Regions from separate parts of the Homo sapiens genome. Here all the other regions are linked to region 3. The links are chromatin contacts, found by Hi-C or POLR2A ChIA-PET in ENCODE. All regions are on one chromosome and are shown on one strand. The core of a region is the stretch at or near the end of the contact, and the rest is flanking DNA. Distances in the headings are between cores, read along the strand shown. Region 1 holds the start of TMED7-TICAM2 (TMED7-TICAM2 readthrough). Region 2 holds the start of ATG12 (autophagy related 12). Region 3 holds the start of PJA2 (praja ring finger ubiquitin ligase 2).

Region 1 (2,700 bases), core at 187-2,686, 6.2 Mb before region 3:
CTTAACTTAATTACATCTGCAAAAGCCCTATTTCCAAATAAAATCATATTCACAGGGGTGGAGGGGTTGAAACTTGGACATGTATTTTTTAGGGGGACACAATTCAACTCACTGCACACATTTACATAAATAACACATCTTTTAATAAAAATATTTTCGAAATAAAAATTTAGCAAGAAGAGTGACCTTATTTTTGTAAATCTTTCATATCTAGATTTAAGGAAGAAGCTGGGTGCTCATTTCCTTTGATATTCAATCTGTTATGCTGTTTTGGTTGAAATATATAATGAAAATCCAGCTTCATACAGATCATTACATACCCTCTGAAAGGGTTTCAGGAGGCTTCTGGGGACTTCAGAGCAACACTTGAGAACCACTGCTCTAAAGCATATACTCCATAAATATATGTAAAATGGAATTTCCAGGCTGTGGCTACATATTCCAGGCTATATATATATATATATATATACATATATACACACACACACACACACACTGTATATAGGTGTGTGTGTTCTGTGTGTGTATACATATATTCTACTTTATTAGATAATGGCACATTGTTTTCCAACTTGATTAACCAATTTACTTTTTCACTAGCAGTGTATAAGAGGTTTTGTGGCTCTATAAGTCGACCAATATCTGTTATTGTTACACTTAAAATTTTTGCCTATCTTGTGGTATGTAATGTATTGATTGCACTGTGACGTTTAATTTAACAAAAGTTCATCTAGTGCTTGCTATGTACCAACCACTTCTAGGTACTTTTTCCAAATATTGGTACTTTGTAATAATTCTCTATGGTAGGTGCTATTATCTCCATTCTACAGATACACACTGAGGCAGAGAATTTAAGCAAGTGGCCGGACGTCACACAGCCAGTACGTGGCAAAGCAGGGATTAAGCACTCCTGCAGTCTGCTCTTAGAATTCGCGCTCCTTGCCCAGCTGCTTCCCCCAAATATTTATTATTACTTATGAGAAAACTCCGCAAATTGCAAAGCGCTCTACCACCAACGATTAGCACCCTAGGGCAAAATGAGCCCTTTACCACTCCCTAGATGCTCCCCAGCGCTAAGTTCCCAGCGGAGGTTGCAGTGAGCGCAGATCGCGCCACTGCACTCCAGCCTGGGTGACAGGGCGAGACTCTTGTCTCAAAAAAAAAAAAAAAAAAACAACAAAAAAAGCCAGTGATTGGAGCGTAATTACCCTCGCCAACCGCCTGTAACCACGGCGGCCGCCACGCCCCGTTTCCTGGTCTCGCCCCTCTCCGCCCACGACTCTGGCCCCGCCCCTCGTCCCAGGCTGCAACGGAGGCAGAGCCAACGCCTCGCGGGCTTCCACGTACGCACTCCAACGCGTGTTCCCGGAGAAGAACGCATCCGGGTCACGGGAGCCGGTGTCTCAGGCTCCGCCCCTTCACCCCCCGAAAGGCTAATCCCCACTTCCGACCCTCTCAGGCCTTTTCCGCTTCTCTTTTACCTCCCCAGGTCCGCCCGTCTGCGCCCCTCACAGGAAGCCGGAGGGTCGCTCTGATCCCGAATCTCCCACAGGCGTGAACCTGCTCTGCTGTGTATCTTTGCGGGGTGGCCTGCGCTGAGGCCTGCCGCGCGCGGTGAGTCCGCGCAGACCTGACCCTGCGTCTCGCAGCTCGGTTGAGGCCGCCGCCGCCTTCTCGGGATGCCGCGGCCGGGGTCCGCGCAGCGCTGGGCGGCCGTCGCGGGCCGTTGGGGGTGCAGGCTGCTCGCACTGCTGCTACTGGTGCCTGGACCCGGCGGCGCCTCTGAGATCACCTTCGAGCTTCCTGACAACGCCAAGCAGTGCTTCTACGAGGACATCGCTCAGGGCACCAAGTGCACCCTGGAGTTCCAGGTATCAGGGGCCTAGCAGTCCCTGGGCCCCAACTCGCGGCTCCAGGATTGGGGGTGTAACTTGAGGGATGGCACTTTCCTGTCCGTGTTTCCCCGTTCTTAGGCTAATTCAAAAATCGCTTCTAGGTAGCTGATGCCCAGCATTTGACTTTCCTCTAATAAACCTTGGGTGAGAGATGTTAAGACCGGGTGTTAAAATATATGAATTCCAGAAATGCTCCCTTTAGCATTTCTTTCCATCTCATTTTTAAGGCCTATTGAACTTTCTTCCTTAAAAGATTCCCTTAAAGAAAATCATTTATACTCTGTAGTACCCAGTGTCAACCCTCTACTCTCTAATCCACACCTCCAATTTAATTGGATTTGGAGTGCTGCCAATGTCTAACTTCATTGCTTTTCAGTTTTACCAATATTAGGACTGTTGGTTAATACGGTCCTTGTCATTGGAAGAGCTCCATTACAGGTTGAACGGCCATTTGCCAAGGGAGTTGTAGAAAGAATTGCTGTGATAAATGAGAGGCCCCTTCTGATATTTGGGATTATATAAAAAAGAAACTTTAACAGAATGTGGTTTATTCGGTTGGTTAGAACAGTCTTTACTGAGCTTCAATTTTGGTTGGTAGGCGCATTTAACATTTGAGTAGCTATTGAATACTAGGTGCCAGTGGTACAGAAGTGGTCGAAACAGATAGGGTCACTGCCATCATTCATGATTCCCCTCTCACCCTGCTTTTCTTAACTGGTATCTGCTCATTCATCAGAACTGTGCCTTAAGAGCAGTAAGTAGGATCCATGAAGGAAGACTTCCTTTGGAAAATTATTTTAAGCTG
Region 2 (2,700 bases), core at 201-2,700, 6.4 Mb before region 3:
ATACTAAACAGTATTTACACGTTAAAAGAGAAGTTCTACAAATGCTACTATTCTTCATAAATAGAAAAAAACTATAAATGAGGGCAAATTCCCATACGTGGAAAAATGCCAAACCAGAAGCTGAAATCATAACTTTTAGGTATAGAACCACAGCTCCAATCAGTCAACTACAAACGTCGCCGGTTACTTCGAGGGTAAATAATTTGCAGCCAGCTGGTAAAAAGCCTGATAAAAATATTAGGTCCTCACATATCTTCCTTTTCAATAAGGAGACACCTGAAAGTCACACTGGGCAGTCTGTCACGTATCGAAACATGCAGAAGAGAGACTGTACAGAACGTGCAGTTATCAAACGCAGGAAGCCAAAGTTCCTGTGCTATGAGAGGACCACAGTGAAAAACGGTAGCCCATCTGTCCAAAGAACAGAAAGAAGTCCACCTGGAAAGGATGGGAGTCGGCGGAGGGGGGCGAGAAGAACGAGTTCCACGCCGTCTTCCTCCTCCCGGGCTAACTGCAGCCGCGGGCGGCAGGAAGGCAGCCGCGCGGGGTGGGCTCTTGGGGACTGGGCGCAGGGCTCCGCGGCGCGGCTGGGCTGCGGCTGCCCGATCGGCGAGGGCCGGGCCCCGGGAAGTCTCCAGGGCCTCGCCCGCGCAGCCAGGAAAGCATGCAGCCCACCGACGGGCGGAGGAACCGCCCGGGCAAAGCCACGTCGGTGGCTGACCGCGCGGCAGGGAGGTGGGCACCCTGTCCACACCCACCAGGAGGCTGACAGCTGGCGAGCGCCAGGCGGCCGGGACGGGACAAGGGCCGCAGCGCGCCGGAGGGGGTCGCTCTGAGAAAGCCGCGCTGGGCGCTGCCCGTCGCCAACGACTCCCCCTCGCCCGGATCAGCGGCGGCTGGATACTCACGTAGGGCTGGTAGAACTTGGAGAGCCGCGGCTTCCCGTGGTTGTTGAAGATTAGGATCGCCTTGATCATGGCTGTGCCGGGCCGACCGGGTGGGCACTGGGGGCCAGGGCGGGGGCGGGCGCGCGAGCCTCGCCTCGTAATCTCGCCTGCGATCCTTCCCCACCCGCCCCCTCCCGCACGCGACCGCGCGCGCTCCCGAGCCGTCGGGCGGGGCCCAAGGGGCGGGGCCTGGGCGGGGCAGGCACTAAGGAAAGCGGAAACATTTCTAGGTCCGAGCCAGCGGCCTAACTGGAGTGTGCGCATTCGACCGAGCACAGACACGTTGCCCACCGCTCCTCTCCCGAGGTCTGTAGTCGCGGAGAAACACATGTTGCGTTACTAACGTTCAGAGGTCTGCGACAGCTTCGATTTGAATGACTAGCCGGGAACACCAAGTTTCACTGTGTAATTGCGTCCCCCTACTCCGGCGCCTCCTTTGCGACGCTCCCTGGAGAAAAGCACGCCCACTGCACGCGCTCAGTCGCTACTTCCGCTCTCGAGTGTCTCCAAGCAAGATGGCGGAGGAGCCGCAGTCTGTGTTGCAGCTTCCTACTTCAATTGCTGCTGGAGGGGAAGGACTTACGGATGTCTCCCCAGAAACAACCACCCCGGAGCCCCCGTCTTCCGCTGCAGTTTCCCCGGGAACAGAGGAACCTGCTGGCGACACCAAGAAAAAAAGTAACTGAATTTATTTCCGGGCAGAGAGGCGGGAGGTTCAGATTGCATCCGAGTAGGGGTGGCGGCCAGTAAAGAAGCAAAATTTAGAGGAGCGCCTGTCCTAGACCTGCATTTTGACCAGTCATCAGAAGAAAAGAAGTGTACTTTTTGATTTTTAAGGCCTTTAAGTTGAGTGTTAAAATACCATCTCTGTCTATCGGTGTAGGGCCTGATACTTGGCTGCCACACTTATTTTTATACTGTATTTTTTTGAGTTGGCCAGACTGCGAGCTCTTTGAAGGAGGGAGGGAGCTGAGTGGGGCGGGGGGAGGGGGGTCTCGGTAATTCCAGGTACTTAACACAGGAGCTAATTATTTGAGTAATGTTTTATGGTGGTAGGGGTGGTCATTGGCAAAGCCTGGATTAGAATTCATGCCTTCCAACTTAACTCGCTTTTGCTTTTTTCCCCCTCCCAGTTGGTTGTGAATTCACTCCTTAAACCAAAAACCAAATTCTTATGCAGAATGAAGACTGCTAAGGGAAAGCTAAAGGCATAGATGTTACCTTTTTAAGAAACACATTTTGGAACCTTTGTGAGTTATTTCATTGCTTGAGTCAGCTATCCTCAACCCTTTATTGCTTGAGAATGTTTCCCTTTGTAAAAGAGATTGCTAAAATTACGTGTTCTAAAGCACTCTGTTTAGAGTTAGAGTTGCCTATGGGAAAAGCAGCATATAAGCATCCTCGATTCAGAGAGGCTGATTTCGTCCTTAGACGTTTTCCCCGTTCTGTCTTAAGATGACAGTGGTCTCTGGCCGGGCGCGGTGGCTCACTCCTGTAATCCCAGCACTTTGGTAGGCTGAGGCGGGTGGATCACCTGAGGTCAAGAGTTCGAGACCAGCCTGGCCAACATGGTAAGACTCCATCTCTACTAAAAATATAAAAGTTAGATGGGTGTGGTGGCGCGCGCCTGTAATCCCAGCTACTCGGGAGGCTGAGGCAGGAGAATCGCTTGAACCCGCGAGGCGGAGGTGGCAGTGGGCGGAGGTCTCGCCATTGCACTCCAGCCTGGACAACAAGAGCGAAACTCCGCCTC
Region 3 (2,700 bases), core at 117-2,616:
CTTGGATGGTTAAAGTCAGAACTCCTATAGCAACACGTGTGAAGGCAGAGTAATATCAAGCAAGGAATGGTTTTTTGGTAAGAAACGTACTACAGGAGTGGGCTGGGATTCAGATTGGATTTCACAAAATGTCTGGCAAATTCTCATAAACCTAAATTTCTACAGTAAATTTTGGGTAATTTATTTCCATCAACAGCAAAAAAAAATTAGTCTCAGTTCACTGGCAAGAGAGTTCGCTGTTGTTAAGGGGACAGCACAAGAAGTGGGGCTCTTAATTCGCGGGGGAGGGGTGGCGATGAATATATCCTGGGCATCAGGCGACGGGTCGGGGGTGGGGAATAAGAGAAGACAGAGGGACTGTAATCAGATAAGCGGACACGTTTCAAGATGAATAAAGGGAATATGTGCGGAACGAAGAAACAGTTTTGTATCACTGACATAATTAACTAAACTGTTACCCAGGTTTAAATTAAGCAAGGTGTCCGGGGACTGCAGCTGTTGTATTTATTTTGGTTGCATGTGATGGGAGCTGTTACTTCCCGGCTTGACAAACAGCCTCAAGATGCAAGCTGGGAGGCTGTGGTCAGCCCAAGGCTATACAGAGGAAAGGCAGGCCTCCTCTGAACCCCGCCCCAGCAGAATAAGAAGCGAGGGGCAAGGGTCAGCGCGGAGAGGGAGGGTGGAAAGCGCCATATAGTGCCCAGGGTCAGGGTGGGTAAACAAGCCTTTCTTCGTGTCATTTTTTTTTTTTGTCTCACCGATATCTGCATTGTAACTGAACTTTATGCCAGGAGACCTTAACCTTGTTAATCAGGTTTCCAGTCGAATCAGGATCGATTTTAATGCCTCCATTTTGGTTGTTGCTGTTGGAATTTCCGAAAAAGCCTAACTGCGCCAGTCTTTCTGTTAGTTCTCCACACCCCCTTCCCTTTCCGAGACCCCGCCCTTTTCTCTCAGCCCAAACCACAAAAGGCCGCGCAGTTTTAGCTCCTACACGGTGCTCCGCCCCCTCCCCAAACGTCGCAGTACTGCAGGGAAAGGAGGTGGGCTCGGCTGGGGCGGGGGACTGAGTCGGCTTCGTCTTTCCGCTCTTCAGCCAATTGGTGAACTCCCCCTGAGGGAGATGGGGGAGCAGGCTGTAGAGAAGGTCCAAGTATTTTTCCCTTTTTCTGCCACGTCCCAACCATTGACGTGAGCCCACTCCTCAGGTTCTGATTGGGCGTATGCATTGTCCCCCAGCAGAGACCCTGTAAGCTGACTGGTCATCTCTGCTATGGGGGAGGGGCTTGCGTACTCTCCTCCTTCGCCTCCACCGCGGCGCAAGGGGCGGGACTCACCGCCACCGCCTCTGCTTCCGCCGCCGCCACCGCCGCCGCCGCCGCCACAGCCGCCAGCCGCTTCGCGTTCGGCGGGGGAGGAGTTGGAGGCGGAGAAGAAGGCGGTGGTGGCGGGTGGAGGTTCGAGCGCTGTTCTCGCTCCGGAGCCGCTGCACATTTCGGTGAGGGTTTTTTTTTTTTTTTTTCAGTCTGGCTTGTTCCGCTGTCGGGAGTGTGGGGGTCGGGGCGAGGAAATTGCTGCGTTCAGCTCCTCAGTTTCTCTGTCTCTAGCTTCGGAAGGAGCGGGGCTTGTCCCTGGCCTGCTGCGCCGGCCATGGTGGGTGGGGTTGATGGCTGTGGGAGGCCTTCTTCGCCTCCTGGGCCCTGTCCAGCCCGGACCCGGGCCGCGCTCCTATCCGGGACGGTCGCGCCCGCCGCCCCCCGACAGATGACATTGGTTGGTATCGGGGTCTTCGCTGCCGCTCTTTACTGCTGCCTCTTCTGCTGTCCTTGGTGACTTGGCCAAGGAGCCCGCTGGCTTTCCCCTACACTCGCCACTGTACAAGAGTTTGCCCCCCAACCAACACCTCACACCCACCTTCTGCGGTTTCCCGTCACCCCGCGTAGAGCGGAACCATCTTACGCCACAGGCCTGCAGCACCCCTCCCCCGAGGAGCCTTCTGTTGCCGTCGTTTTGCTGGGCGTCTGCATTTTCCCCGATTGTCAGTGAGGCTCGGCACGCAGACACCCCGCTCGAGCCGCAGCAGTCGCTCTACTCCCGGGATCAGCACCTTTCCGCCAGGGCTGCTCTCAGTTAGCGATGTCAGGCCAGAGCTCCTCTTGCAGATGCACCTTTAATTTGGCCTCCCTCAGATGACTGGTAATCATTTTGCGCACATTCAAAATGGTGAGGTTAAAGACGCTCAGACCAAGTTGAAGCAAAGGGGAGGTGGTAAATAGTCGTTTTGCAGGGAGGAGAGTAATCTGAGAGTTCCTTCTCCGGACATTAAAAAAAAAAAAATTTACATCCGCATAGGCGCTTCTTTTGAGTCTGCTGGTTCTGTGAAGTTTAAAATTTTCATTGCAGGCTTAATGTATTCTGTTTTATCATGAAATATTTGGTCACATTTCTTTAAAATGGCAGTCACCTTTGCTGAAGGCTACGGATCATTTGAAGTGTATGTGAATAAACCTGAGGATAACAGTAATAAACGTTTAAACTGTATTTTTCAGTGTTGTAATTGTCTTTTGGGGTTCATGTCATTTTTATATGAGATGACCACTTAATTTTAAAAATTCATTGCAGACATGCAAGTTTGATGTACACTTCAACAATATAAATAACGGACTGTTAGGTAAAATTTAAATATTTCTTTTCATCCCC

Evidence for each region. Hi-C counts contacts between places; a loop is a spot of excess contacts on that map. ChIA-PET counts read pairs that join two places held with the same protein, here RNA polymerase II (POLR2A). Pooled maps may share reads with other maps.
Region 1: a loop to region 3 is called in a map of naive thymus-derived CD4-positive, alpha-beta T cell, with 18 times the contacts of the local background. The contact joins the promoter of TMED7-TICAM2 here to the promoter of PJA2 in region 3. A Hi-C loop is called at or near these places in 1 of 168 maps with a recorded cell type or tissue (naive thymus-derived CD4-positive, alpha-beta T cell) and 7 of 50 pooled maps. POLR2A ChIA-PET finds 5 or more read pairs at or near these places in 1 of 52 experiments (activated naive CD4-positive, alpha-beta T cell).
Region 2: a map of naive thymus-derived CD4-positive, alpha-beta T cell shows a loop between it and region 3 (19-fold over the local background). The contact joins the promoter of ATG12 here to the promoter of PJA2 in region 3. A Hi-C loop is called at or near these places in 1 of 168 maps with a recorded cell type or tissue (naive thymus-derived CD4-positive, alpha-beta T cell), 1 of 37 single-sample maps with no recorded cell type and 10 of 50 pooled maps. POLR2A ChIA-PET finds 5 or more read pairs at or near these places in 1 of 52 experiments (CD4-positive, alpha-beta T cell).

The regions. Positions count from the first base shown.
Region 1 is chr5:115,624,772-115,627,471 of GRCh38, reverse strand. TMED7-TICAM2 (TMED7-TICAM2 readthrough) reads left to right here and starts at 1,436. Exons shown (of 4, transcript NM_001164469.4): 1 at 1,436-1,871. The coding sequence starts at 1,680. It overlaps TMED7 (transmembrane p24 trafficking protein 7), which reads left to right and starts at 1,436. Exons shown (of 3, transcript NM_181836.6): 1 at 1,436-1,871. The coding sequence starts at 1,680. RefSeq lists an enhancer at 1,371-1,540 and a silencer at 1,711-1,780.
Region 2 is chr5:115,840,315-115,843,014 of GRCh38, reverse strand. ATG12 (autophagy related 12) reads left to right here and starts at 1,450. Exons shown (of 4, transcript NM_004707.4): 1 at 1,450-1,625. The coding sequence starts at 1,463. AP3S1 (adaptor related protein complex 3 subunit sigma 1) reads right to left here and starts at 1,080. Exons shown (of 6, transcript NM_001284.4): 1 at 909-1,080. The coding sequence starts at 977. RefSeq lists enhancers at 234-443, 1,434-1,483, 1,494-1,793, 1,182-2,083, 2,087-2,587 and silencers at 534-723, 824-1,203.
Region 3 is chr5:109,408,640-109,411,339 of GRCh38, reverse strand. PJA2 (praja ring finger ubiquitin ligase 2) reads left to right here and starts at 1,366. Exons shown (of 10, transcript NM_014819.5): 1 at 1,366-1,498. RefSeq lists enhancers at 732-911, 2,022-2,141, 2,182-2,281 and a silencer at 1,422-1,501.